Regions from separate parts of the Homo sapiens genome. Here region 1 is linked to region 2. The links are chromatin loops, found by intact Hi-C in ENCODE. Cell type or tissue: mammary epithelial cell. All regions are shown on one strand. Links, peaks and the distances in the headings refer to the core of each region. The heading gives the core; the rest is flanking DNA. Region 1 overlaps CAMTA1 (calmodulin binding transcription activator 1). Region 2 overlaps CAMTA1 (calmodulin binding transcription activator 1).

The links. Hi-C counts contacts between places; a loop is a spot of excess contacts. Peaks named below come from ENCODE experiments on the same cell type or tissue, not always from the same donor. Only the 100,000 strongest peaks of a DNase experiment are listed, where the experiment ranks them.
Region 1: it touches region 2 in a loop (2.2-fold over the local background); 2 of 110 quality-filtered maps call a loop at or near these places.

The regions. Positions count from the first base shown.
Region 1 is chr1:7,518,673-7,533,542 of GRCh38, reverse strand. The region is part of intron 6 of CAMTA1 (calmodulin binding transcription activator 1); the gene reads right to left. Among named protein-coding and RNA genes, the nearest start is that of CAMTA1-AS1, 84 kb to the right of the region's middle. RefSeq lists silencers at 6,048-6,248, 6,208-6,408. In mammary epithelial cell, for the core only: no CTCF peak of the experiment used is centred there; a DNase peak (open chromatin) is centred at 6,862.
Region 2 is chr1:7,464,818-7,479,687 of GRCh38, reverse strand. It overlaps CAMTA1 (calmodulin binding transcription activator 1), which reads right to left. Exons shown (of 23, transcript NM_015215.4): 6 at 11,787-11,858. Among named protein-coding and RNA genes, the nearest start is that of CAMTA1-AS1, 31 kb to the right of the region's middle. RefSeq lists enhancers at 6,140-6,831, 8,554-9,098 and a silencer at 8,429-8,578. In mammary epithelial cell, for the core only: no CTCF peak of the experiment used is centred there; a DNase peak (open chromatin) is centred at 8,597; H3K27ac peaks cover 1,713 bases.

The DNA of each region.
Region 1 (14,870 bases), core at 2,931-10,930, 55 kb before region 2:
TAGGGAGAGGATGTGACTCCGTGCTTCCTGCTGCAGGGACACCCCACCTCTACCTCCCTTCGGAGTAGCCCTTGGTCCCTCTTGGCAGTTCCTTCTTTGGGGATAAAGCTATCAGAGGTCAAGAGTAAGGACCCAGCCCTTCTTCAGCCCCAGCTGCTTGGTGCCAGGAGGGTCTCTCTTGATTCCTTAGTTTGAGGGCAGGGCAGGTAACCCTGGCCCACCTCCCTCTCTTCTGTCAGCTGCCTGCAGAGGGCACAGCCGGCCTGTGCCCTACCTCAGTGGAGCCTGGAGTGGAGCCCGGCAGGGAAGGGCCTGCCCCTGGAGGGAGGCTCGGGACCCATCCGGCACGTGCAGCAGGGGAGGGGTGCCCCCCGACTGACTGGGGACGCTGGAGGGAGACTCCTGGGCACATCCCCACTGCTGCCCAGCACCCGGGCACCACAGCGCTGGAGGAATTAACCCAGGAGTGTACCTCCAACTGCCTTACTCTTGTTTCTCTCAGTAGGTTCAGAACTCAGGCAGGGAAAACAACGTACTAATTATTGGGACCCTCAACTCCCACCTGGGCCTCCCATCTCTTGTTCCAGATGAAATCCCACCCTTCCCAAAAAGCCGCCACCTGCACTGGTCCAATAAGAGTCTTCTGTCCTGAACTCTTTGGGGCCCCAGGGTCCATTCCACCCTTTGACATTCAGCACGTGGGGCCCTGCTGGCCTGTTTCTCTTTCTGTGTTCCTTCCCTTTCTTTCTTCTTCTCCAGCATGGATTAAATCTCCCTTGATCCATCCACTCATTCATTCTTCTATCAGCGATTGGGCACCCATCGTAAACAGTCACTACCAGGCTGATGGGGAGGCAGGTACTGCCTTCAACTCCAGGGAGAAGAGGGAGGTTGCCAAGCCCTATGCTTTTTGTAAGTTTCAATACCTGACTGGTAAATATCTGTGGCCTAAGTGATGGATTAAAGAAAGAAGCTGAACTCGGGGGGCCGAAATGGGAGGATTGATTGAGCCCAGGAGTTCAAGACCAACCTGGGCAACATGGTAAGAGCCCCGTCCCTAAAACAAACATAAAATAAAAATTAGCTGGGCACAGGGGTGTGTGCCTGTAGTCCCAGATACTTGGGAGGCTGAGGTGGGAGGATCACTTGAGCCCAGGAGGCTGCGGTGTGCTGTGACTATACCACTGCACTCCAGTCTGGGCAACAGAGTGAAATCTGTCTCTAAAAAAAAAATAGAAAGAAATGAAAGAAGCTGAGAAGATGGCCACCTCGGAGGGTGAGTGGCAGTCCTGACTTGAGGGCACTAGTGTGCAAGAATGTCCCCTCCACCAAGAATCCGAAGGCCACACAGGAAGGACTGGCTCAATGGAGACGTCCCAAGGGCTGCAGCTTAGGGCTCGGGTGGGCCCGGGAGCCTCCAGGTACCGCTGGAGTCACCTGCCTCCTTTTCTGTCACTCATTCGCCGCCCCTGCCCCTTCCTCTCTGCCTTTCTTCCACTGCTTTCATTTCCTTCATGGTATTGAACATCTAAAGGACTAGCATGGTGTGAAGCCTCAAGAACGCCAGCAGTTTGGGGCATTTTGTAGGTGCGTTAGAAAAAAATTACTATCTGTTCAAAAGCCAACATTCAGCCCAAAGGTTCTGTGGCCGCCCCAGATGGACACCCAGAGAAGTGGAACAGGACCACCTGACCAGCTCACAGGGCAACCTGCCCCGTCATAGTCCTCTGAAGTCTCAGCCGCTCTGTGGACCACAGGCACGGCATGGAAGGACTGTTTATTCAGTGATGCTGTTCTCAGAAGCTCTGCGCTTCTGGAGGCAGCTCAACTTCAAGACTTTAAGGAACAAAGAGGTAGAGGGAGGGGCTGGGAGTGGACCTGGCGAGAGGGAGGCTCCTCTCCTCTGGGTCCCCCAGCCTAGGGGATCCGGGCACACTTCTCTCAGGCCTGCTTCTGGTCTGAGACCCGTAGTGGGCCAGAATTGATCTCCTTCCTGGAGATCTCCTTCCTGGACTTGGGGTTCCTCTCCCGGAGTCTGGGGAACGAGGTGCTCAGGAGTCCCCTCTGCAGGTTTTTCGAGTAAGGATGGTGGTTGACACTGAGGCCCACCTTGCCTGGCAAAGCACTCAGCAGGTCTGCATGCATTTGCTCATGGAACCCCCAGCGAGTCTGTGAGGTGGCACTGTGATGACTCAGCCCATTTTACAGGTGAAGAGCGTGAGGCATGGAGAGGTAAGAACATCACAGACTCTGAGACTTCGGTGGAGGCACAGTGACAACAAGGCAGGAAAAGTGACTCTTAGGTCACTCTTTGCTCTCACCGGGACTTTACTATTCCCACCTTCCCTCCTTCCCTCCCTCCCTCCCTCCCATCCATGCTTCCATCCCTTCATCTTAACATTTATTGAGCATATTAAGAGGTTACTGGCCAGGCGCGGTGGCTCATGCCTGTAATCTCAGCATTTTGGGAGGCCGAGGCATACAGATCACCTGAGGTCAGGAGTTTGAGACCAGCCTGGCCAACATGGTGAAACCCCGTCTCTTCTAAAAATACAAAAATTAGCCGGGCATGGTGGCAGATGCCTATAATCCCAGCTACTTGGGGGAGGCTGAGGCAGGAGAATTGCTTGAACCCGGGAGGCAGAGGTTGCAGTGAGCTGAGATTGCACATTGCACTCTAGCCTGGGCGACAAGAGCAAGACTCAGTCTCAAAAAAAAAAAAAAAAAAAACAAGAGCTCACAGTGCTGGACATACTTTAGTAAATTAAAAAAAAAAATCCACATTCTGATCTATGGCTATGGAGCTGACGTTTGGGAGGGAAAGATGATAATAATAATAATGCACATGTGATGAGTCCCTACTGTGTGCTCCATATGCAGCTTCAAAGTGGCAGAGACTTGACTCAGATAGATCCAAGTTTGAATCCTGGTTTTTTCACCTAGCTGCTGTGCAGCCTCGGGCAGCTTCCTTAACTTCTCAGACCCTCCCTCATCTATAACCCACCCCCGGGACTGCTGGGAGGATACCTGGGTTACAGTGGACAGCGACATTTGTGAGGCTCCCTGGAGTGGCTTGATTTCCATAAATCACCGAAACAAATGCATGTCCCCAGCTGCTAGGGACCGACCAGAGTGCCGCTCTGCCTCGAATCAACAGACTTAATATTTAATAATAATCTGCTGAAAGGCACTTCGGTCAGCTCAGTGCATCAGTGCCACACTAATAACAAATTACTTCTTAAATTATTAGCCTCGGTTCCTTTCATGAAGCTCTGGTTAAGTTTGTATCAAGGAGGGAGGAGGACGAGCTGGGGCCAGCTGTAGCCTGAGGCCAAGGTGGCTGTGCACGGGCTGTGCCCACACACATCTGCATCTTTCTGTGTGGGTGGCAGCCACAGGTGGGCAGAGGGGTCTGGGCAGGGTGCCGAGGTGCCAGAGAAGGGAGGGTAGCAAGGGCTGTGGGTGGAGCTGACGAGCCCTCCCCAGGTACAGGGAAGTCAACCTCTGCTGGGCCCCAGAGAGACCCCACTCAGCTCCTGGTCGGTGGCAGGGGAGCATGCTGGGCACGGGCAGCAGATGCCCCTCCAAGAATGCCCACCTGTGCAGGAAGCTTCTTATCCAGCCTTTTCTGGATATGTTGCCAGCATGTGGCCTCCCAGGACAGCCTCACTTCTGGGTTACACTTTATCCTGGTCATGGTCGCCATTTATCAAACACCTACTATGTGATGGGCTTTACATTACACCATTTCCATTAAAAACCCAACCACATCTTTATAAGGGAGTGACTGCTTTGCCCCATTTTACAGATAGAGATGTTAAGGTTCCTTGTCTGAGGTCAAGAGCTTGTAGCCAGCAGATCTGGGAGCTACATCCAGCCAGTGGGGCCCATAAGTGAATGTTTTTAACCCATAGACAGCAGAAGTATCACAGAGGAGCAGGGAACGTGGACTCGGGGCCTGCCTGCACGGTGCAAATCCTAGATCCTTCACTTCCATGTGGTGTGAGCTCAGGTTAAGTTACTTAAGCTCTCTGTGCCTCAAGTTCCTTGTCTGTGACAACAATGTTTTCTACCTCGAAGGGTTCTGTGGGGGCTCAGCGAGCGGGTACTGTCGCACGGGGTCAGTGCAAGGCCAGGAGGTATGCGTCATTACTGGGGCCAGATTCCCACATGGTATGCACCGAGAGGACAGAGAGCCCCAGCTCACACAAGAGGAGAGATGCAGACCCAGCCCATGCCATGCAGAGAAGCAGGTGGAGGAATGTCCAAGGTCACAGGGACCTTGAGCAAGCCTGCCCCATGCCCATCTCTGCCCCACTCCTCCCCGCCATGAGGTCCTCTTGACTCCAAGAGCTATCCTGGACTTCTGTAGGCTGTCCTGACCTTTCTATGAGTTTTATGGAGGCCCCCTTCATTCCATATCCACAACAGACCCGTGGGATGGGCAGGGCTTGGCAGAAACTCCTGGTTAGTTGCTAGGAAGCAGATGCTGCAAGCAGTGAGCTGACTTCCCTGGGTGTCACTAGTTACTGGCATGACTAGTTACTGGCATGACTAGTTACTGGCATGACTAGTTACTGGCACCAACCCTGTGCAGGAGTTTCTACCCTACACAGGGGAACAGAAGGCATGGAACACATTCTCACAGACATTGTCAGCTGCTTCAGGATGGAGTACAGCATAATTATTCTTCATTCACTCACTTCATTCATTCATTCATTCATTCATTCATTCATTCATCCATCCTTTCATTCCTTTACATTTGATCTTAGCCAAAAGGCCAAGAAACAGTTCATTCATTCAATAGCTATGTGGTTTTCTAATTCCAATTCTGCCTTTCTCACTGACTTGGTGCAAGTTTCCTGGCCTCGGTATTCCCATCTGTCAATAGGGCACGCCACCATCTTTCCCAGGACCAGCCACTGTGAGGGCACATCCCAGGCCTCATGCAAAAGCTCCTCCCCGAGACCAATGCAGACGCTGACAGCAAAAGTCAGATACCAGCCTGACTCAGAGCTGAGGAACCCAGGCTCCTGGAAAGGAGGCCAGATCTCCGGGGCCCTCTAGGAGATCCCTAGTTGTATTTATCTTTAGAAAGATTTTTTTTTTTTAAAAAACCAAAATATTAGCTGTGGTTAACTTTGAGTGTCAGGCCTTGAAGCTATTTTAATTTAAAATTATTCCTGTCTGTTCTGAAGGTTCTAAGTTTTCATCAATGAACATGGATTGCTAGTGTCATAACAAAGCTAAGGAAGGCAGTGAAACACTAACTCCCCCAGGCCTTTTTCCTTGAGGGCTAAGCCCTGAGTCGACTTTTGTTGTTTTTTTTCATTACCAACAAGGAAAAAGAAATGCGTGGAAAAGCTCAGGAACAAGATCAGTCTGCTCTCGTCAATCTAAAGAGAGCAAGCTTTTTCTTCCCAAGGCAGCGATGGTGTGGGGAGACAGGCAGAGCCACAGGCACCTTTGTCTGGGCTGTGGGATTCTTGGTCCCACTGGTGCAGCAGTGGTCACGGGCTTCCTAACCCCAGGGCTCCGTCTCTAGTGGCTTCAGAGTCCCTTTCTAGGCTCTTGCCGCTGCGCCCTCCAAACCTTCCCCAGCTTCTTGGAGCGATCTCTAGAGCATTGGTGCTGCTGTTTGTCCCAACCTCTGGCAGGTTCCAGAAAGGGCAGGGATTGGGGTGGAGGCTGGGAGAGAACAGATAGGTACAGGCTGAATTTGTGAGGTCGGAGAACCGCAGCCACTTGTGGGGCTCCCAAGTGAGGCACCCTTTCCCCTTAGCTGGTTGGGGGCATGAAACTAGACCTGGGCTTTCAGCTCCCTATCTCCGGGTCGAGGCAGCTTCTAGTGACTTCCAAGAGGAAGAGCCTGGGCTGTGCCCGATGAGCATTCTGGCCTCTTAGGCTCAAGATACAAGGCCCCAGGTCAGCTGTGCTGTGTTTCCCTGCTACCTCCCTGGCCCTGCCCCATCCAGCCCCTCTGCAGGGCCAGGACCCAGGCTCTGTGCTATACTCTTGCCTCTGGTCTCAGCTCCTTTTCAGACTTCCTGTCTTAGGAGCGAGTTTAGATGTCTCAAAGTCCCAAGCTGCCTGGAGAAGCTGCTCTGTATTTTGAGGCCAGAGGTTGACCTGGCGCTGCTTGTCTTCCAGCTTTCTCTTTCTAGCCCAGGGATGACTCTCCAGGGGTGGATCGTCTGGGAGATGATGGCTGTAGGCTGGGACCAACATGATGTCATGGTGAAGAGCTTCTGTGGATTCAGATCCTCATCTGTCACTCAGTGGCAGTTTAGGTCACCTTCCGGAGCCTTAGTTTCCTTCTCTGGAAACAGTCACTCCTTCATGGGGTTAGGGTATGAGTCAAACGAGATCATCAGATATAAAGCTGATCATGGTGGCTACAGTCAGTGGTGGCTTTGAGTTTCTCAGGATGCACAGTCAGGCAGGCCTGGGTACCCCAATCCTCACAGGGGAGAGGAGCAGCCGCTGGCCTGGGGCAGGAAGAGTCAGGTCTGCATGCCCCGGTGATAGCCGTGGGGGTGGAGAGACCTTCTCAGCAGTCAAAGTCCCTGTTGGAAAGGCTGCTTTCTTGGAAACACAGGCCCCAGCAGCTGGGCAAGGAATAACGTAGCTTAATGCCCAGAGACACAAATAGAGTGAACTCTTCAGACACTGCTCCTGGGGGTGGCCAGCCCTGGCTGGAGGGGTGGTCACCCAGCCCCATCTGCTAACAGAGAGCCAGGGCCTCCTCATGTCAGCCTGGTCATCTGGGCAGGCCCTGGCCTGGCCTTGGATGCCCTGAGGGTATCCAGAAGGCTCACTGCTAGAACGCAGGCTGGTGTTCTCCAAGTGAGTGGCTGGCCTCGCCCCTCAGCCAGGCCTGGAGGAACATGCCCTTCTCTGCCATGAATCACCACACACTCATGCTTTGTCCCACCTTTGTCCCTCACCCTTGGATTTCTGTCCAGGACTCCTCCGCCTTCCAATGGCTCTTGCTGCTTTGTTCTGAACCCCGACGAGGCCAGCTCACAGCTGTGGTCTGTGTGCAGTATCCACGGCCTGGACAGACCTCAGGGCTCCAGGCCTCAGCCTCTTCCACTGCAGGGGAGGCCCATGGCCAGCCTCTGTCCAGTCCGTGCAGACTGTGGGGTGGGGGGCAGGGGTGTGCAGTAGCCACGGGCTTAGGAAGGAGAAGCAGAGGTGGGCCTGGGGCTTTGGTGCAGTGGTGGGCGGTGGGGGAGCTCGGGGAGATGCATAGGTTCAGACTGGAACTCCAGCCTCCAGAGCCCCTGGAGCCCCTGGGGTGGGAAAGTGCCATCTCTCTTTCTTCTCACCCCTGGAAACCTCTTCCCCGTGCTTCTGTCCTGCTTATCCTTCTCCTTCTGCTTGCAGTGACAATGTCTCCTCCCTGGGAAGCCTTCCCGTAGGTGTCCTGCCTTTCTTTAAAATGTTGATTTTGTGTTTATCATGGATTTTTTGCATTAATCTTGATTATCAAAAATATTCTATTAAAATATTATTTGGCTTCACAATTTTTTTTTGTACCACCTTAAATTTGTACCCCATGCCAGTGCCTCACCCTGGTCCTGGCCCTGCCAGGCTTCCCAGGTCTGGGTGGGGGCTCCCACAGGCCGTGGGTCTGTGGGATCAGGGGACCCACACTGTCTTGCCTGCCTCCCTCTTCAGACCGTGAGCAGCTGCCCGCCTGGCCCTGGGCGCTAAGTGACATGCGGGCAGTGGGTGCTCAGTAGATGCTCGTGGAAGGAGTGCCCACTGGTCAGGGCTGCCCACCCTTGGCTGTGACCTGAGATGGAGGAGCAGGGTGCAGGGGTGGTTTCACAGATATTCAGATGAGGATGAAATCACCCCGTATCTCTTGATACCTGCAATCATCTTTCCAGCTGGGATTGTTCTGGGGAAAATGAGCCTCGCTGTCCTCCCAGGAGCTGGCCTGATGATGCTCAGAGTCGCTATGAAAAAAACCATCAACTCGGCAACTCTCCAATTCTGTGAGCCTCTGCCTGAGGCCACACTGATAATAATAATATTATTGAAGAGATTTGCATATAAAGAAATTGTTCCCTTGATTAAAAAAAACACACACAAGAACATCAATAGCGTACCATCCTGCGGATGTGGAGATGGGGGGAGCCTGAGCCTCTGCAGAAGGTTCCAGAGTCAGGGCTGGAGCTGGGATGGGTGAGGGGGCTTGTCCTCTGCCTGCTGTGGGCCAGAGGCTCTAGTGGTATGTGTGTGTAGGGGGGTGAGATGGGGGCCTGAGGACCACCACACTGCTCCCACCCTGCTGCAGGGCGGCCCGGAGAAGAGTGGGTGCTGGGGGCTGTCTGGGATACACATTTCCTGGAAAAGGAAAATGGTAGAGCAGAGCAACTCCTGGAGCCTCAGCCAGCCCTGGCCAGCCCCCTGGAGAGGGGATGCAAGTCTCATGCAGCGCGACGGGGGCCGACGCGGGGGCGGGTGGAGTTTGGGTGTTAGACTGCATTTCTCAAGGGCAGGTCTGCAGCCCTTGATTTCTGTACCACAGGGTGCAGGCCTTGCTGAATGAATGAATGAATGAGTGGATATGTGAATGTGTGAATGGTCCACACTGGTTTGTCAGGGTTCCTTTTCCTGAGGGGCCGGGAACATGGCACAGGACAGAAGGCTCAGCCAAGGGGAGAGGGATCGGTGGGGTAGAGGACAGGATTGCGAGTCAAAAACCTGAGCGGGAGGCTGTGGACCCCTTACCCACCGGGCCCTCCAGGATCCTGTGAGGGGCAGGATGTGAATGAAAAGCAGTCCTGGGTATGGTACAAACTGGTGGGTCCCAAAGTTTCTGATTTCAGGGGCAGCAAAGTTTAACAAATGAGGGAACTGCTCTCAGCAAGTCAGGAATAGCAGGAAATTATCTCAGCTTGATAAAAAGCATCTACAAAATCCCTCTGGCTCACATCAATTTAATGGTGGAAGACTGAGTGCTCTTCCACAGATGAGGAATGGGGCAAGGATGTCTGCTTGCACCGCCCTCACCCAACACAGTACAGGAAGTTCTGAGGCAGTAAAGCAGGAGAAAGACGTAAAAGCCACACTGATGGGACAGGAAGAAATACAACTGTCTGTACAGATGACATGATTGCCTAAATAGAAAATTCCAAGAAATCTACAAAAAAAATCTAGAACTAATTAGTGAATCCAGTAAAGCTGGAGGATACAAGATCAACACAGAAAAATTGATTGCATTTCTATATGTTCATCATAAATATGTGGCCACCACAATCACAAACACAATACCATTGATAATAGCTCCAAAGAAAATGAAATTCTTTTTTGTGTGTGTGGAGACAGAGTCTCCTGGGCACTCTGTCGCCCAGGCTGGAGTGCAGTGGTGCGATCTCGGCTCACTGCAATCTCTGCCTCCCAGGTTCAAGCAGTTCTTCTGCCTCAGCCTCCCAAGTAGCTGGGACTACAGGCACGCATCACCATGCCCAGCTAATTTTTGTATTATTAGTAGAGACAGGTGTTTTACCATATTGGCCAGGCTGGTCTCAAACTCCTGACCTTGTGATCCACCCGCCTCAGCTTCCCAAAGTGCTGGGATTACAGGCATGAGCCACTGCACCCGGCCAAGAAAATGAAATTATTATTATTATTATTTTTTTTTTCGAGATAGAGTCTCACTCTGTCGTCCAGGCTGGAGTGCAGTGGTGCGATCTTGGCTCACGGCAAGCTCTGCCTCCCAGGTTCACGCCATTTTCCTGCCTCAGCCTCCTGAGTAGCTGGGACTACAGGTGCCCACTACCACGCCCGGCTAATTTTTTTTTTTGTATATTTAGTAGAGACGGGGTTTCACCGTGTTAGCCAGGATGGTCTTGATCTCCTGAGCTTGTGATCCGCCTGTCTCAGCCTCCCAAAGTGCTGGGATTATAGGCGTGAGCCACCGCACCCGGCCAAAAATGAAATTCTTAAGCCTACACTTCACAGAATGTGTACAGAATTTGTATACTGAAAATGACAACATGCCAATGGAGGAAAATCAAAGACCTAGTACATGAAGAGACACATACCTTTTTCATGGATTGGAAGACCCAACCTAGTGAAGATGTCAATTCTCTTCCGATTTATCTATAGGTTTAATACAATTCCTATCAAAACTGCAGCAATATTTCGGATAGTCATGGACAATGTATCCTATAATTTATATGGAAAGGCACAGGGCTTAGAATAGATACCAATATTAGAATAGAATAGCTAAAACAGGCTTGACAGAGAAGAATAAATAAGAACCCACTCTACCTGATACTGAGGATTAATACAGAGTTATAGCAATCAAGTCAGTGTGATGTCAGAGGAGAGACAGTCATATATTAATAGATCAACAGGGCCAGACACGGTGGCTCACGCCTGTAATCCCAGAACTTTGGGAGGCCAAGGCGGGCAGATTACCTGAGGTCAGGAGTTTGAGACCAGCCTGGCCAACATGGTGAAACCCCATCTCTACTAAAAATACAAAAATTAGCTGGGCGTGGTGGCGCATGCTTGTAATTCTAGCTACTCAGAAGGCTGAGGCAGGAGAATCACTTGAATCCAGGACGCAGAGGTTGCAGTGAGCTGAGACTGCACCACTGCACTCCAGCCTGGGCAACAAGAGCGAAGCTCCTGTCTCAAAAAACCAAAAAAAGAGATCAACAGAACAGAATACAGAACCCAGAAATAGCCCCAACAAACACACTCAACTTATTTTTGACAAAGGCACAAAAGCAATTAAATGGAGGAAGGATAAACTTTTCAACAAATGGTATTGGAGCAATTGGATATCCACAGGCCAAAACCAAAACAAAACACAAAAAACCAAACCCCAGAAACAAAAGGAACCTCGACCTAAACCTTATGCTTTAAACAAAAGTGAACTAAGAATGAATTACGGACTTAAATGTAAAATTATAATACTTGTAGAAAAACACAAGAGAAAGTATTTGGGATCTAGGACTGGGCAACTTAGTCCTAAAAGCATGGTCCATAAATGGAAAATGCTAAAACTGGACCTCATCAACATTAAAAACTTTTGTTCTACAAAAGCTCATTTGGAGAAGATGAAAAAGCAAGCTACAGACTGGGAGAAAATATTTGCAAATCACATAGTCAGCAAAGGACTCGTACTGAGAATATAATAACAAACTCTCAAAATTCAACAGTAAAAACAAGCAATTCCATTAGAAAACGGGCAAAAGACACATAGAGATATCTCGGCAAAGATGATATACAGATGGCATGTAAGCACCTGAAAGATGCTTAACATCACTAGCCTTAAAGAAATGTAAGTCAAAGCCATAATGAGACATTACTACATACCTATCAAAATGTCTCAAATAAAAAATAGTGACAACATCAAATGCTGGTGAGGCCGTGAAAAAACCGGATCCGTCATACCCCGTTAGTGGGGATGTGAGATGGTACAGTTGTTCTGGCACACGGTTTGGCAGGCTAAATCTGCAGCTACCACAGGACCCAGCAATTGCACTCTTGGGCATTTATCCCAGAAGTTCACATAACAACGCACATGTGATGTTCACAGCAGCTTCATTTGTCATTGTCAAAAAATGGAAACATCCGGACGTCCTTCAATGAGTAAATGGTTCAAACAATAGTGGTTCATCCATAACATGGAATAACTCCTCAGAAATAAAAAGGAAGGAACTGTGGAGTGAGCGCAGTGGCTCACGCCTGTAATCCCAGCACTTTGGGAGGCAGAGGTGGGCGGATCATGAGGTCAGGAGTTCAAGACCAGCCTGGCCAACATGGTGAAACTCCGTCTCTACTAAAAATACAAAAATTAGCTGGGCATGGTGGCGTGTGCCTATAATCCCAGCTACACAGGAGGCTGAGGCAGGAGAATTGCTTGAACTGGGACCCAGGAGGCAGAGGTTGCAGTGAGCTGAGATTGTGCCACTGCACTCCAGCCTGGGCTACAGAGCAAGCCTCCATCTGAAAAAAAAAAGGAACTGTGGACATGCAACGGTGGTGGATACACAAACCTACATGTATAATAAATTGTAGAGAATGAAACACACACACACACACACACACAAATGCAAGTAAAAATGGGGAAAACGGAATGAGACTGGTGGCTTGTATCAACATTCTGGCTGTGATATTTATGCCGACATTTTGCAAAATGTTACCACTGGGGGAAACTGGGTAAGGAGTACTTGGGAGCTCTCTGTGTTATTTCTTACAACTGCATATGAGCCTACAATTATCTCACTAAAAATTTCAATTAAAAATGGGGGCGCTGATGGGGTATCATCTTTTAATTTTGCCAAATAAGTCATTAAGAAACAATCACCCTGTCTACCATCACCATGCTTTCATAAAAGAGAGGACATTTTAAAGTGTAATAAAAGCGGGAAGATCAGTCTCAGAATAGAGGACAGTCCTTTGAAAATGAACATTTAGCTTATGAAAAGCCCACCACATTTTTTTTATTTTTCTTATTTCCCCATGGACTGATAAGAGTTTCATCACAAGCAATACAGGATTGAAGACAAGTATTTGGGAACCACTAATATCAAGTGCTGGCTAGTTATATATTATTATGGGGAAGGTGAGGTGTGTGGGTGCATGTGTGTGTTTGTGTGACTGTCTGTCTGGAGGGGATTTTGCAGTGTCTGGCCATGCTGAGGAAGGCTGGTCTGGAAGGTTCTATGGATACCTGGGGAATGAGGTGCCAGGGCCTTTCTTGGACTGGAAGAAGCCAATACCAACATCCTTCTCACACATTCCACAGCAAGATGCACGAGGCTGTGTGGCTCTTTAGGTCCTTGGCGTAGGAGCCTGGGGTAGCTGGGACTGCTGAGAGAAGGTTCCCCACCGCCCAACTCTGCAGCCAGTGCTCCCCAGCTGGGTGCCCAGAAGGGGCCCCTGCTCCCCTCTGGGGCAGCCACCCTAGCAAGGTGGGCAGATGACGGGTGCCCATGTGCTCTTCCCTCTCTGTGGGAGAGACACTCCCACTCAGCCAGACCCCTCCTGTGGGGATCCATGTCTGCCTGTGGCACTCATGATGGATGGGCGCCTGAGACTGGAACCCAAGGCTGTATCCTGCTGGCCCCACCTCCCTGCCAAGACACTTGTACTCAGCACTTCGGAGAGGGGCCGTAACCCAGCGCCTGTCCACACATCGAATAACTCTCAGCCCCAAGTTGTGGTGGTCCATAGACCCCACAGGACCCTGGGAGAGGTGGGCTCCAGAGCCTCACCAGAGCAGACTCTCATTTGGTTTTTAGGCAGGAGGAGGAGGGAAGAGGAGGGGAGAGGAGGAGGGAGGAGGAGGAGGAGGAGGAGGAGGAGGTCGGCAGTCCAGCCAGGGCAGCTGAGGCCTGAGAGGCGGCCAGGTGCTGAAAGCAACAGGGTGGGTTCTTCAAGTGCAAAGCCCTGGAAATGAGTTGGGGGGCTGGTGGACTGGTGGGGAGTCCACAAAGAGAGCTCTGCTAGGGGAGTTGCTTTTTGTGCTGAAGACTTTTGGGTAGGGGAACAACATGGAGTGATGTGTTTTAGAAGCTCCCGTTCTGATGGTGCTGTGGACTGTGGGCCAGCACGGGACAACTGATGTGCCCGAGATGAACAGGGAGACGAAGGCAGTAGTCAAAGAGAGAGGTGAGGAAGCCCCAGGAGGGTGGTGGCTGTGCAGATAGAGGGGCAGGGACCACTGCGGAACATGTAGGAGTAGAACTGACCAGGTTTGAGTCATCCAGATGTGGGGGTGACCAGATAGATGGTGGCACCTGTCAGGGAGAGAAGGAGCCCCTGAGGAGGAGTAAGGGGACAAAGGATTAGCCCAGCATCACCTCTACTGAGGGAGGGGGCATGTCTGTACACAGCTGTGTATGCGGCCTGAAGCTCAGGGTTGGCTCTAGGCTAGATTTCAGGATTTGGCATCATTGGCCCGGGCAATGAGAGTGGCAGAGGTGGCTCAGGGAGGAGAAATTCAGTGAGACGGGGCCAAGGAAGGTCCCTGGCTGAGGAACACTGGAGGAAGAACCACAAAGCCTGGCAGAAGCCCTGCCTGCATCTCCAAGGCTCCTTGAATGCCTCCAAAGGGATCCTGGGCTTCCCCCTCCACACCAGGCTCCAGGCGTGCAGAGCTCCTTCTGCCAAGACAGCCTGAGCAGTGGCCATGCTGGGGAGCCACCTGTGGAGCTGCCGTGAGCAGGAGCTGCCCTCCTCCAGGTCTGGCTAAGACTTCCCCTGTGCCCCCACCTCTCCTGGCCCCTGCCCACCTGCCGAAGCCTCAAGGAGACAGGTGAGGGCTGTCCCCAAACTCCTCCTCAGTGGCAGAAAGCTCTGTGCCAGCCGGCATCAGGGCACCTCTGGCATCTCACCTTGTAAATGAGCTTTTGATGATTTGAGAAGACTTCTAATTAGAGCACCTGTTTATGATCTCAACTTTAATTGCATATTAACATTTTTTCTTCCTTTTCCCTTTCCATCTGGAGTGGGCTGTCTGGTGATGGATGGGGCAGGGAGGAAGGCCAGAAGATTTCCTTGAGAACTGCCTTGCTCTCCCCAGGAGGGCTCTGCTCCTGGCACAGGGCCGGGGGCCCCCTCCCCTGGGGACCCAAGCCATCCCAAGTACTGGGGCTGGCAGGCCTGGAGCCATCACAGGCCATTTTTTCGGGAGCACTCAATGAGGGTATGGCCAAGTTTGACCTCAGAAGGGAGATGAGTATGCACCAGGCTCCCTCTGCCCATGGGATGGATGTGTGGCTCCTCCTGACTTTTTGTTCTGACATTGGCTTCTGGAGAGATGGAGGCAGTGAGTGAGGGGCACCTTCCTTTCCAGGAGTCAGCTAAGTGGAGCTGTAAGACATGCCATCCTC
Region 2 (14,870 bases), core at 4,153-12,152:
CAGGCTTGGGATGCTGCTGAGCTGAGCTAGGCTGAGCTGGGCTGGGCAGGAGGCTCGCCAGCACCAGCGCATCTCACATGACAGCCCAATGAGGCCTGGGGAAGACACACCCTGGGCTCATGGCTGCCTTCTCCCAGCAGCCAGGTGGAGTGAGAGGACAGCTCTGTTAATATTCCCCATCACCTACAGGGACCCTGGCATGTCTGGAAAAAGAGCATAAAATCCCCCAGGACGTCCTGCCCATTTTGGGGTGGTGATGGGGATGGCAAGAAGCCTCCTTCAGGTACCACCCCCACCCCAGATCCTTACTCCAGCATGAAGGCAGGAGAACTGAGAGGGGAGGCTTGTGGCGCAGTGACGCCTGTGTACAGCTGTGTGCACCTGTGGGTACCTGGGCGCACCTGTCTTCACCTGTCTAGGCAAAACCATTTGCCAGGAGTCCGAAGCAGGTGGTGTGTCTCCCGTGGGAATATACAACCTGCATCCCGAGAGCCACTGAAATATTAATGGTGCTAAAAGCAGTGATGACACCATGTCATGGGACTTCCTTGTTGAGCTAGAGTCTCTGACACGCCCACACAGACCAACATCACCAGCTGGGTGCAGCTGGAGGCCCAGCAAGCTGCTGACGTCCACACGCAGAGTGGGTCACCCACCGCCCACGTCTTCCACTGCATTCTGTCCCACTACGTCTGGATTTCACTCTTTGCCCTTTGAATCACGTCAGAGGCAAAAGAGAAAGTGTTTCCTTGAGGCAAAGTTTTGTCTTTTGCTTTGGAAACTACAGTCTCCCCTTTGCTCCAAAGGAGATTAGAATATTAAGGACACAATGTCAGCTGAAGATTACATGAAAAGGATAATTAAACAAAAGCCCCATATTATAAGCCATCTAGAAGGGAAATTAAGCAGCTTCTGCATTCTCCACATCTTTGAAGGATGTTCTTAGAGGGGGCAGGAATTGTTTGGCTTGATAAAGATAGTAACCAAACTGTATTGCCCATTGTTCTGGCTGTATATGAAAAGCGATTGTTTAGCCAAGCTGACAGCACACGCTGTGGAGGCATAAACCCCTCTGCCGACGGAAGGATTAAGAGACTGACAAGTTCTGGATAATAAGACTAATTAATAATTTCCATCTCTAAGGAACTGCGGCTCCGGAAGCTTCATCCTTCCTCTCTCCCAGTCAAGCCTGGGCAGCCCAGTCCCTAAGGGCTGAGGGACAGAGGAGCGTCGGCAGGCCAGGCCAGGAGAGGTCCTGGTGGCAGTCACAGGGGATGGTGTGGAGCAGAGAGGCTCGGGGAGGGTGGCACACAGGAGACAAGTGCCAGAAGGCAGAGCTTCCATCTCACTCAGCCAGACACCAGATTCCCGCCTGAGGCTGCGGAACAAGTGAGTTTTGTTCCTAATCACAGTTGCATCTCACAAGCCTAGCATTTTGCCATTTGCAAACTGGGTTGGATAGGACCTTCTCAGGGGACCCCCTTCCCCGACCACTGCTATTCCACCCGTCCAATCCCCTAGAGTAAAAGCTGCTGGAAAGGGTCCTGGTGGGGTGAAAACAGCCACCACTTCCCAGGGGGCTGCCGAGTCCAAAAGACCTCTGTGTGTCTTAGCTCAATTCATCTTCCCATTCAGCTCAGGAGGGAGGTATTTTATTTTATTTTACCAAAAAGGAAATAAGGTTCAAAGAAGTTGATTCAGTTGGCCAGAGTCACTTGGCTCATAAGGGTGGTGATGAATTCAAAACCTTTGGCTCTGGTGGTCCCACATAGGTGGCCAGGAGGAAGACTTTCCTGATGCCCCGAGGTCTCCCCTGTACTCAGTACCCACTCGTCCACACGGCGGGAGCAGAGGGTGCCCCTCCCCAGAGGGCTCTGGCCACATAGCAGACGTTGGCCGCCGCAGTCTGCAAGGTGAAGGGTGAGCAATGGGGCCTGCAAGGGGACCCTCTGAGAAAGCCGACTGGATGTCCTCCTGTCGCCCAGTCCCCAGAGGCGGGGAGGGGTGAAGGAAGGAATCGGGAAGAGGGAATCTTCTAGAAAATGCCCAGTGACTTTTCTCAGAGAGGATAATGGCCGTTTTGGGAGCTCTGCCATATTTTCTGGAGGCTTTAGGTGGGTACAGCAGTGGCCTTGGCATCGTAAACTGCAATCAGGCAAAGATGTCTGAGCGGGAAATACTGTCCGCTCTGCCGTGCAGCCTTGGCAAGGGTCCTGAAATCTTAATGGAATTGAGCAATTTTTTGCACAGCACCGTAAATTCCCAGTGTCTACCTTATCTCCTCGTCACGTTATTCAAGGGACATTAAATGGAGAAAGATGTGGAAGCTGCCAGCTAGAATGAAGCCAGACCCAGGAGGCAGCTTAGGAACCCTCTGGCTGACACAACCTTTCATCCTCAACTCTCTTTTCCAAAACCCGCCCCTCCCCAGCTGCAGGAGGGCTTTGCCGTTTACTAGTCCAGATGAAGCTTTCGAGGCGGCTTCTAAGACCAGGGCTGGGTTTCTATCCCTGGCCCGCAGCTTCTGGACTGAGTGAGTTTCTCAGTGTCACCATGGTCACTCCTGCCAGGGTTTCCTCCTACCTGGGGCACCGCTGGAGCCCTGGCCTCCCTCACACCCCCTTGCCCTTCTCCTAATTATCTAATGGCGCAAGCGTCTGCTGGGGTCTTGTCTTTCCTGCAAGGTCTGTGAAGCGAGCCAGTGTCTGGGTCTTCAGCCAGCCTTCCCTCTGCATGGCGGGGGCTGCGGAGGCCTGACCTGAAGCACAGACCCAGCCTCCTTTCCACATGGTGACAGTGACTAAATGCTGGCCTCACAGGCAGGCTGAGTGCTTGCCCGCAGCCTTCGATGACTGTTGTTATTGCTACTGGTGACAGGATGAGGATGAGGATGGCCACTGCTGTCACTGTCAGCTGTGGGGAGCTTGCATGGCCATGTTGAAGCTGCATGCACTGGTCTGGTGAGGCTCTTCCTGTCCTGCTCTCTTCTGAGCCCAGCAGAGAGTCAGGAGGATTCCAGGCCCTTCCCCATGCTCCCCTCCAGATCACCTGGCTGGCACCGGTGCTGGGACACCTGTCCTGAGGGCCTCTTCCCAGACAGCCCTGTGCCGGGTGAGGTGTGTGGAACTGGCTCATGGGAACTGGGACCCCTCAAGTGGCCTTGTTAGTCTCACTGAGCACTTAGCACTGTGACCCATGCTTGCCCCATGTCAGAGGGCATGGAAACACCCCCTCCCCATTTCTTCCATCCTTCAACTTTGGGCTCACCTCCTCCAGGAAGCCTCCCCTGACCGCCCCGCCCATTCTGTGTCTCCTTCTCTGGATCCACCGTCTTGACCAGCTTTAGGGACCACCAACTAGGCTAGGGTCAGAAATGGCTTTGACACCACAGGGTCCTCCATCTGCTGTCCATGCAAGGATCCAAGGGCCCAAATGTCAGGGCCTGGCCACTCCTGTCTCTGCTGCCAAGTTCCAGCTACCCCTTGGAGTACAGCGGGCTGGCTCAGTGTCCCCTGCCGAGGTCCAAGTGCTCTGGAGTGTGCCCATGGTCAGCTCAGCTGTGGCGGCCAAAGGTGTGGAAGAAAGGTCCCATCAGACCCCAGCCTCACAGGGACGCCAAGGGCCAGGGCAGGGGAAACTTGGGGTTTATGTCAGGGTCGGTCAACCTTTCTCTTGCCCTTCTTGGCATCAGGACTGGTCCCTGTGAGGCCAGCACATCCAGGCTCTGGAAGCTGCTCTTCCTTCTCATCTCTGCTCACTGCACATGTGTGCACCTTGGGCCTGGCCGCTGTGGCCTGTGGGCTCCCCCAGGACAGGGACCACGTCTGTTTAAAGGGCCTGGACCAGGGCCCTGCCTACCCTATGTCTTTTGGAGCCCCTTATTCTCTTCCTGACCCTCAGTTTCTTCTTCTATGAAACACTGGGACGAACTCACCCCTGCCCTGTTTCCTTCCCAGGGTAGCTGTGAGAACCAAAAGCCAGGCCTTGAAGTTTCTGATCAAGCGCTCAGTGGCCGTCACGCACGGCCAGGGCTGTGGTCTCCTGAGCCATGCACGGTGGTGAGCGTGTATAGGGGCACCTCGGCATCAGCCACGTCCCCACTCTTGGTGGCTGAAGGTAACACAGGGTGCTTATAACACCAAAGATACCAGGGCTGGGCTGCGGGATGGTGCGCAGAGGGTCTGGCAGGCCTGGGACACCTTCCCCTCCCTGCTGAGCCCAGATGTGGAGGCCAGGACCCCTCAGGGAGCGACTTGCTTCCTTTCCTTGAAGCACATGGGTCCAAATGTCCTCTTTGGGGCAGAGTGTCAGCCTGACAGCAAGGCCTCCTGTTGCTCTAATCCCCCCCGCCAAGCCTCATTTGGTGGGAGCCGTGGAGCCCTGCCCCAGCGATAGATGGCAGTAGAAGGCCCAGGTACAGAGCCAGTGCCGTCAGGCTTTATTTCCAAGCCATTTCTATTTCACCCTGATGAAACATAAAAATGGTTGCTGAGCAAAAAGCTCAGGTATTTTTTATGAAGCTATAATATTCTCCATTTTAAGAAAGATTTTTAAAAAAGAAGAAAGAAAAAGAAAGAAAGAAATGATATCCTGTTAAGCTAGCTTGTGCTTCCTAGAGATGGCCTGCCAGGGAAGAGCCCAGCTCATCCGGGTGGAGAGGTCCCCACCACCAGGAGGAGGCCACGGGCTGAGGGGCGAGCGCGGCCATACTCTTCAGGGTGTCCCACTTGGCCTGCAGTCCCTTCCATGACCGAGCTCACAGCTCACCGCCAGGGCAGTCCTTCCTGAGGGCTGCAGGGCATGGTCCTGGAGTGGGGTGCGGGGAGAGGCTGCACTTCTGGGGAGACACTTGGGTTGCCAAAGAGCTGCTCATTCTCCAAATAGACATCAAGTCTCTTGGGTGGCTAAGGGACATTTATTGCAATGACAGCACCACCCTGGTGTAGCCTCTGCTCCCTTCTCTGTCCGGGCTGCAGAAGAGGGTGGTATGAAGGGTAGAGAGGCTGCCTGTACCAGCGGGGCTCCTGCCTGGCTCAGGCTTTGGGAGGGGCTGGCTCAGCCTAGCTCAACGCCTCTGGGAGAGAGAATGCAGAGGTGGGATGCTAGGGATGGGGTGGGGATGTCACAGACGCTTTCTCCGGGATTCAGGATGTCCACTTACAGGTCTACCTGGTGCTGGCAGCATCAAGCTATCATTCGTGGATGCTTGCCCTGTGCCAGGGACTGGGTGACATTTTATGCACGGCATCAATGCAGACTTCCACTCCTCCAACAGCCTCTGTATTCCATGCTGCTGTTGGCTCCATTTTATGGATGAGCAAACTGAGACTCAGAGAAAATAGACAGACTGCCCAGATTCACACAGCCAATAGCTGCTTCTTTGCTGTTGGCTCCATTTTATGGATGAGCTAACTGAGACTCAGAGACATTAGACAAACTGCCCAGAGTCACACAGCTAATAGCTGCTTCTTTGCTGTTGGCTCCATTTTATGGATGAGCTAACTGAGACTCGGAGAAATTAGACAAACTGCCCAGTGTCACACAGCTAATAGGTGCTTCTTTGGGTGATCCTAACCCCACTATTTGACGGGTCTAAACCCCACCCCACACAGAGGGCTGATGGTGCCCATCCACTCACCCAGTGTCCAGGGGGGTGGCCCCGGAAGGGCAGCCTCCTGTGTGGTTGCAGCAGGCAGGGGCTGGGGTTCAGGGACCCTGCAGGATGCCTAGACCTGACACAGCAGCACGCTTTGGTGCTCCCAGAAGAGACACATCCTGAGGACCCTTCCTGGGGAGCCAGAGGCAGTCGGCTCAGAGAGGCCATCGCGTTCCACAGCCAGGTTCCGGCGTCAGTGGAGAAAAACTACACTAATGCCCCAGTGTGGAGCTGGGCTCATCTCAGACCCACCATGAGGTGCCACGGTCCCTGGAGCTGGGCCAGGAGGGCTCACGGCCTACTCTCTTCTCTGTTGGCTGGGGGTGCCTGGGACTCAGTTGCCCTCAGGGACCTGCAGGGCCTGTCCCTCTGAAAAGATTCTTCAGCAGTGAGGGGGCCCCACGGCCCCTCTTGAGGGCTGCAGCATGAAGGGAGGACTCCCTGGGGGCATGCCTGGGCTGAGGCCTATAGGGCCTGTGTCTGGGGCAGAGGCTGAAAAGGCTGTTGGCTGCAAGGTCTCCTGAACAAGGAGCAGAAGTGGCTTCTCTAGGGCCTGAGTATGGAACTCCAGAGGCTGTAGCAGCCTGGAGAGGCCACTTGTCCTCCTCCTCCTCCTTGGGGGAGCCCCGAGCCTGGGCTCTAGGACTGCCGGTCCCTCTGCCATGGAGCTGCCCCAGCCCCAGCTGTTCCTCCTATGGGCCAAAAGGCCAAGTATGCCAATGGGACCTGCTCTGGCTGGAGAGATCCATGTTCTGGCTAACTCTGCAGGGCTCCCATGGAGGGCAGATGGCCTGGGGCAGGAGTGGAACCGGGGCATCTCCCCTAGGGCCTCTCCCTGCAGCCTTGCCCTTCTCCCCTCTCTGGGAACTACCCTAGGAAACCCTGCTCTCAGCCCCAGGGTGGACAAGCAGCTGACCACTCTGGGGATGGAAGGCCCACTGATTTGGGGATCTGGAGCTTCATCTCTCCCCTGTGAACCTGGTTTCAGAGCCCCAGGCCTTGTGGGGAAGCCTGGATCCTGCCCAGAGGCAGCCCCATGGAGAAGGCATCTTCTTCCTCTCCTGGGGGGTGGTGAGTCCCAGGTAAAGGCAACTTCGCTCCTGGACATGGGGGCCCTTTGGGGCCAGGACCGCCTGGAGTGAACCCCATGGTGAACTGGCATTGTCCCCGCCCCGAGTCCCCACTCAGCAGCACCAGCCACAGAGGCTGCTGTGGCTGGGCTCTGTTCTGGCCACAATGCCTGTGGTGCTTAGTCTCACGGTGCCTGCTCTAGGGGGTGATGGCACCCCTGTGCCCTGCACCCACTACTTCTAGGGGGACCCAGGGCTGGCAAAGGCTCATGTGGGGGCAGCAAGCAGACAGCATCCAGGCTGAGGGCCCAGCAGCTGTCCCACTTTCTGGCCACTTCCGTGATCTGCTACAAGGTGCCCAATCTCTCTGATTCTCAAATGCCTCATCTATAAACAGGGGTGATGGTGGTGCCCCCAGGGGAGGCAGCGGAGGGCAGCGATGGTTGCCCCCTATTGACTGAGCAACTGTGGAGCTTCTCGGAGGCTGTTTTCTCCCAGGTGAAGTGTGGTGCGTGGTGGAGGCTCACTGCCCAGCCAGGAGTCAGCACCAGAGGTGTCCAGTGGCATGGTCACCGCTCCTGGTGCTCAGGTAGGTCCAGGCAGAGCTGGAATCCAGCTCCTCAGACTCTGAATCCAGAGTCCCCCAAGGAGCTCAACTCCTAGAACTCAGGCTCAAAGATCTGCCTGTTCCAGTGATGTGGGAGCCCCGACCTGCACTGCCACCCTGTCCTGTGGTCTCCTAAGGCCCCAGGGTCCTCGTCTCCCCGCAGCCGTGCTCTTGCCCCCACAGGCTTGGTCTGTGCTGCCAGCGTGGGCCAGGAAGGACCCCCCGCTGCCTCCACCCAAGCAAGCCGGGCTTGGCAGCCAAACAGCTCCGGCCTGGCAATGGCAGCCATGCGGGGACACACCCCCGCTTCACTCGAGCACGGAAAGCAGTCATTAAGCATTTTAGAGGACAAGGGCACAAAGGAAAACACTCATTAGAAGCAGAAATAGTTTCCAAATGAGCCATACAGAATCTGCAGGGAAGTCTGGCCTGGAATGGGGGCCTGGTCCCCTGCGGGGGCAGGCGGAGAATGCAGAGAAGGACGGAAGGTGGAGGACCAGGAGAAAGGGGCACATGAGGAGGTCAGGGGGCCCTGAACCTCTGCTGCCTACCCCTCGAAACCATCAGAAAATCCCAAACAGGAGGGACCGCTCTGTCCAGCTCACCCCTTCATGCCTCCTCTACCTCACGAGGCTCAGGGTCCTGCGGCTGCAGTGACACCCACATCAGGCGGTAGGGGCAGAGGCCAAGGCATCGGGAGAACGGAGCACTGCCTGCTCCTCCCCTGACCCACTGGGTGACCTGGGCCTGGCCCTGCTCTCGCTGGGTCTCAGAAATCCTTCTAGAAAATGCACTGGGTAGGCTCAGGGGAGCCTGAAGGCCCTGTCAGCTGTGACACAGAGCCCCCAGCAATGCTGAGGATGGGTGCCACCAGCAGAGGGGAAGAGGTGGCCTCTTCCAGGTCATGGCTCTGGCCCTGCCCAGCTGGAGTGGGCTGAGCTCAGGTCATCTGGTCCCTCCCCAGCTGTCCTGGTGACCTCACATGGTGGTTACTGGTCATGCCAATGGCTTTATGAGCCTATGGGCCACATGGGCTCTAGTGCCCTGCCTGTGAGAGGCTCCCTGCCCGTCTCCTCGCTCATAGCCTAATAGAATATTTGTCAGCAATGGAGAGATGGGGAGGGAGAACATGACAGAGAGAGACGCAGAGAGAGACAGAGAGCCTGAAAGACAGACAGACAGACACAGACAGAGAGGTAGCACCCTCCCCTGAAAGCCCGATGACTCAGAAGCTTACGTGCCACGTCAACTCAGGCCCTTCTCTGTAAATCTTGGCACCAATCCTGAGCTCCAGGCCCCGAGTCTGCGAGGCCTGCTCATTCCCGCCCCGGGGTGGATACGTCACCACAGCAGAACATGGCTCTCCCAAATGCTGGCTCCTGCCCTGTGGTGGCTGTGGCTCTGGGCTGGGCACTCAGGGGAGACAGGAATTCATGTCTCTCCCTTGGGAGCTGACTAGTTGGAGAGGAAAATCGAGGCCAACATAGGCAGACGTGCCCACTAAGTGCTAAGTGGCCTTGGGTGACATCAGCTGGAGCATCTCAGAGGGCAGGAGCGAGTTCACAGTGGGCCGGCAGGAGGCGGCCACTGAACTGAGGCTACAAAGGTGGGGCAGTGGGTGCTATTCCTTGGAGAAAGTCTCCTTTTTCCAGAAGCACTTCTTCCTTTCCTTCCTCCCTCTTTCCTCCAATGCCCTTACCTTTCTAGAAGGCTCACCCCCTGCAGGGGGCTGAGAGAGCATGGCCAGCCCATCACTCCCTTTCCTAGTGCCTCCTGCATTCAGAGGACCAGGCTGGCTCGGGGCTGGCATCTGAGCAGCCTCCTTCCTCAGCTCCCAACATGGGCACTGCCCTGACACCTTGGACCCCACCTAATCCTTTTTCTTGGTAATTGGTGTCAGAGACACACTTGAGCCAATTTCCATCTGAGCCAGTAACTCATGGCTTCTTTCCTATTTAACATCAGAGAAATTAAACCTGGCCACAGCATCATTATCCTGGTGTTGTAATTAGCACCAGAACAAATTGCCCTGAGCGGCACCGGCTGCCACATAGGCTCTGGGCTCCGAGCAGGGCGTGCATTGTGCTAATTGCTTTGGCCTTAGCTCCTTAACCTGCTGTTGCCCCGCACAGACCTGGGGGAGCAGGAACCCCCTACACCTGTGTGCGCTCCCTCTTTGTGATCTGATCACAGAAACAAGTCTGATGCTGGAGGACACAGAGGAGAGGGATGGGGAGGGATGGCTCCCCCAGGCTTGGGCAGAGAAGATGAAGAGGCCCCAGCTCGGCCATGAAGAAGCCTGGTCCTGCCATCCTGGCCTTCGGGGAGACTCCAACTTCCCCGCCAGCTGGGAGGTAACGAACCAGACACACATGAATCAGTCCAGGTATGCCTCCAGCATACGGAGGCTGGAAAACAGGAGCGCCAGTGAGGGAGGGCTGGGGCAGAGAGCAGGACCCCTCTCCTCGCTTGGCCCGAGTTGAGGAACAGGAGCAGCTGAATCTAGGAGGGACCCGGAATGAGCAGAATGCAGCTTGGGAAGTCATCAGCTCAGACCTCGTGGCTGCCCAATGGTGTCTGATTCCAGGAAAGTAAATTTAGTGGAATTAAAAAGCCACAAGGGCATGATGGAATGAGGGGAGGCAGGCGGAGGCGTGGGTGCAGGAGAAAAGGCCTGGAGGAGCAGACCAGCCTGGAGGAGCGGGTGGCTGGGCTGCTGGCAGGATGCCAGCTTCCAGGTGCTGCCCCGACAGGAGGGCAATGGCCAAAGAGGTGTTCTGACCAGGGGGCATGAAACCGAAAAGGAAAAGGGCAGAAACCAGACCCATGGGGCTGGAGGCCCAGGAAGGAGTGTACAGGGCTGCAGGCTGCTTTGGATAAATGGTGTTTCTTGGGAAGCCAGAGTTTGTCCCTGGGGACTCAAGGACATGCTCTGACTCTGACTCAGCCGCCAGAACTCTGGCCTCGGGTGGAACCCCACCCTTCATCGGGTAGAGGAGAAAACCCTCTGCCAAGGGGTGGAACACCTTGGGACCAATTCCTAGTAACAAGACCCCAAAAGCCTCATCCCATGACCATGTGACAACTCCCCTCCTCAAGCACACAGGTCTGAGCAATTAGAAAAGCAGGTGCTAGCACGTCAGCCTCCAGGGGAGGCAGAGCCAGGGAAACTGATGACAGGGTGAGGTATTGGGAAGCAGCCTCTGCAAATCAGCACGTCCCCGGATGGTCTCGGGCATCATTTGAACTTGCTGAACAACAGACGGCTATTTCTGGGAACTGAGGGAGAATGGAAAGGGTTTGGAGGCTGGGGCTGGGCAGAGCCGATGGATAGAGGGCCCTGTCTAGGCTGAGCCCGGCCTCCACATCGACATGGCTCCGGCCCTGTGGGCACCTTCCAGACCAGCTCTCCTGTGGCCATCAGCCTCTCTGCACTCCGTGGCATGTGTGACTCTTTTCTCCCTGAGCTTGTGTCATAGCACTGGGGGACTTGCTTCCCCAGCTGCCAGGCCCCTCCAACTACACCCCCGCCAGGTCAGAGAGATCCCTAAACCATCAAGGTCCAGGGGTTTGCTGCCTTGAACAACAGAAAGTAGAACCATGGTGGGAAAGGCCTCAGGCAGCAACTCCTGGGTAGAGGCAACAGTAAGAACTTGGGGTGACAGAGGCAGGCCATGGGGAATGGGTTCTACCAAGAACAGCTGCAAATCAGAGGATGCATTTTGAAAAGGACCTATGTCTAGTCCGACTGCATGGATCCCTCAGACCTTCCCGCCCACACGGCAGGCAAGACAGCTGGCAGACGATCCCCAGAGGGCAAGAGGCCAGGTGGGCCTCCCGTACCTACCCACCCCTGGTTCAGCAACGCTGTGCACAAACACCATGGACAGAGATCTGGGCACCAGGCCACTCTCCCACAGGAATGGCTAGCATGCCCAGCCACAACCTGTTCCATCCCTGCCACAGCAGACATCACAAATCGATTACGGAGCTCCTTCCTCCTTTCCCCACAGCTATCCCAATCAATCCAGCTGTGCCTGGCAACCTCCGGGAGCCTGTTTTCCACATGTGCCTTGTAACTAACCCATGAGAGAAAATGAATGTACAGCTTTCAGCCAACAGGCATTTCAGGGCAGGATACTCGGCCTTCTTTCTTGTCCTCATCAAAAGAAAACTGAGGCGCCTTGGAAGCTGGAAGCACCTAGGTTTATTTCCCATCAGTGGGTGACAGCTACCCCTGCCACCAGGCCTTCTCCCCTTCCTGACACATGACAACACCAGCCCAGCCACTGAGCTGGCCTCAGTGCCGCAACAGCCGAAGTCTCCCTAGGCAAGCTCACCAGGGCTCTCAGCCCGAAGCCGTGTCGCATGCGGAGCCCCGCGCCCTCAGTGCCCTCCACAGACCCTTCCCGAGCACCAGAGACAGAAGAAGAATCCAGTCCCAGCCACCTACCTGAAGGAGCCAGTAGCACCTCCGGTGGAAGGTGGGGATGATGGAGGAATGGACATAGCAGCCGTACAAGCACTAGGGAGAGAGGAAAAACGAGAATTCAGTTGGAAAGAGGGAAGGAAGGAAGGAAGGAAGACGGCGCAACAGAGAAGGAGCAAGAAGGGGCCACAGCCGCCTGGCAGCGGCCCAGGGAGACCGAGGGCACCTCTGCGTCTGGCTCCAGCTCCAAGACTAAGGCTCTGGGACAGCACCTACGAAGCCCCGTGGGGACACACCAGCCGGCAGACTCGATGGGCAGCTGGGGCCTTACCCTCCGGGAGCCATAGAGGCGTCGAGAACCCAGGACAGCCAAGGACCAGGGAAATGTACCTACGTATGCATTTTCCTATAATTTTAGGGGCTTGGAGTTACTCTGTAGTTCATTCCTAGAGCCTAGGTTAAGACCCTTTGGGGTACAGGGAATGGCTGATGGTTACAGAATTCATTAAACACATGAAACATACATGCTACAGACCTTTCCTGGCCAGGGGGCCCTGGCCGGTACGAGCCCAACCAGGGGGGACAGGGTGGGGCGGCACTTCCCAGGATGGGCTTCTAGAGCTTGTGGGGCCTCTTGTGCATCCCTGCTTGTTGACTTTGCCTACTGTTTATTCATATATTTGTTAAGTAATCCTGCATCTTTTGCAGATGGATTTGGTTTTGGAAAACAGCCAGAGCCAGGTTGGAGAAGGTGGGTGGAAAGTCAAGGTCAGGAAGGGTGGACTGTGGGTCGGGATGGCTCTCAGGGGCCCATCACCTAGACCCAGGTGAGCAGAGTTGACCAGTGGGTGGGGTCATTGGGGCTGGCATGTTGGTGAGGAAGGCCGCCCTGCTCTGATTCTCTGGTGCTGCCTGCGTGTGTAGAGCTGGGCACCGTGGGCCAGGCTTGCTGGTGAGATGGAGAAAGGGGCCTAAGGAGAACCATTGATCAGGTCCCTCTTGCAATCCAGCTGGAAGGTCTGAGTGGGAGGGAGGGGCCCAGCCTTGAGCAGGTCATCAATTTGGAGAGGGAAGTCTCAAGGCACCCAGTGATGGGGGCCCCCACCAAAGCCAGGGGCAAAGCTTTTCTTTTGGTGCCTCTGATTCCAGACTGGAATGATCTCCCTTCCATCAGCTTCAGAGTTCCCCTGGCTTCCCACTGCATCCGCTCTAGAAGGGGTGGGGCATAGAGGGGAGGAAAGTTCCTCAGAGCCACACAGGACATCTGCCAGGTGGGAAAAGGCCTCCCCCACCTCTCCTTGCTCATTTTAATCTCACTGTTGTCCCCATACCCTTGAACCAGCTCTCCAGAGAGAAATGCCACCAGCTCTGCTTTAAAGCTTTCATCAGCTATTATTTACACCCCCAAAAGAGCGGGTGCAATTTGGTTGAACTAGGAGTCCATCGGAGCCCTGCCTGTCTGATTAGCAGAGTTGACAGAGAAATCATTTTGGACTATGCGATTCTGGCTGCAAGAAAATCAGATTTCAATATGTTAGAACTTTTACAGATCACTGTCAGCTGGGACTTAAGCCCTGTATAAACCAAACATACAAAGCGGAAATTAATTTAAACAATTCCCTTGCAATTCTTGCCCATGAAATGTATTTATTATTAAGAAAGCAATATTCTTTCTTGACTTTTCTGGTTTTCAAGACACGGTGTTTTGTTTTCGTTGTTTTGGTGGTTTGATAACTCACTCCTTGCCGAAGGAGACGCATGTCTAGACATTTTTGTCTAAGCGTTTGGTTGCAATGAACAAGCAACCCACCTGTGACATTCACCATCTCCTTTCCTTTGGAATTTGCATGTTCTCACAGGCAGGTTCATTACTTTGACTCATGTGATGAGCCAAATGGAGGGAGATATCAACGGCTGAGGGGTGTTTCTCTCGTCCCTTTGAAATAAGAGGTTTCCATCTGCTGTTTCCCCACTCTATTCCTCTCTAGACTTTGCAATGACTTTCCCTCTTCACCTGTCTTATTCTCTGTCCACTACTTTCTCTTGGACTTGAAAAGACCGTGGTTGGTTTTCACCATCACTTCTCCCTCGATTGCCTGCCTGTCTGCCTGGACTGGGCTTCAGCATCTCTGAACCCCACACTCAGAGGTGAGAATTTCCCAAACACCAACTGTGTTTCCTCTGTGAACCTACAAAAGAAGAGGAAGGCCCAGGCCCGCTTTCCCCTGAAGCCTCCTAACACCTCTCTGGCCTACCCACAACTGCCCCAGAACCATCCGATAAACAAAATGAAGTTAAGATGAAAGAAACACTGCCATTTCTACATCAAGGCTCACTCATTTGAATCAGAGGAACCCTCGGGCCCTCACTCCAGAACCCGGTTACTCCATTTTTAGATACTCCTCTAACCACTGTGGCAATCCCATGCCCCTGGTCTCCTTGGATGAGAAGCGTGGTCCCTGGATGGTGGGAGGGATGGGAAGTGCGGCTGAAGGCAGATCCCCAATAGGCAAGGATCACATCAAACAGTACCAGAGGAGGAAAGAAAAAAGCTACACAAAGAGCCCCAGGGACTCAGGAAGCCCACAGGGAATGGGACCCCTTCCATGCTGCCTGGCTCAGCACACTGGGCTACCCCAATGGTTGGTTATTTGGTTAATTTACCCATCTGCCTTCTCAGAATGGGGGCTCCTGAGGGCACAGGGCCTTAGGCTTTTTGAATAAAGATATCCCAGTTCTCCCCACTGGCAGCTCCAGGACACAGGTCCCAGGAAAGGACTCCAGAGACGGTCAATGTTTAAGTTTTGCCCGTGGCACCCTGAACGCTAAGGACTTCTAATACACACTAGAAAACAACCTTGAAAAATGGCTCTACATTTAGGGCTTAAAGGGTTGAGCTTCAGTTTCAAGGAAAGCAGACTTGTGTGGAGTCGCGCTTTGCTGTCCAAGTGGGGAAAGCAGCTCACGGCAATCCCCTGCTGATGAGCCGGGGTGGCTGTGAGGGCCTCGGCGAGAGGTGGAGCCTGCCTGGGGTGGGAGATGTGTGACTTGGGCTCAGAGAGTCCTTGTCCTGCCAGGCTGCACCATGGGTACGATTCTAATCCTTTC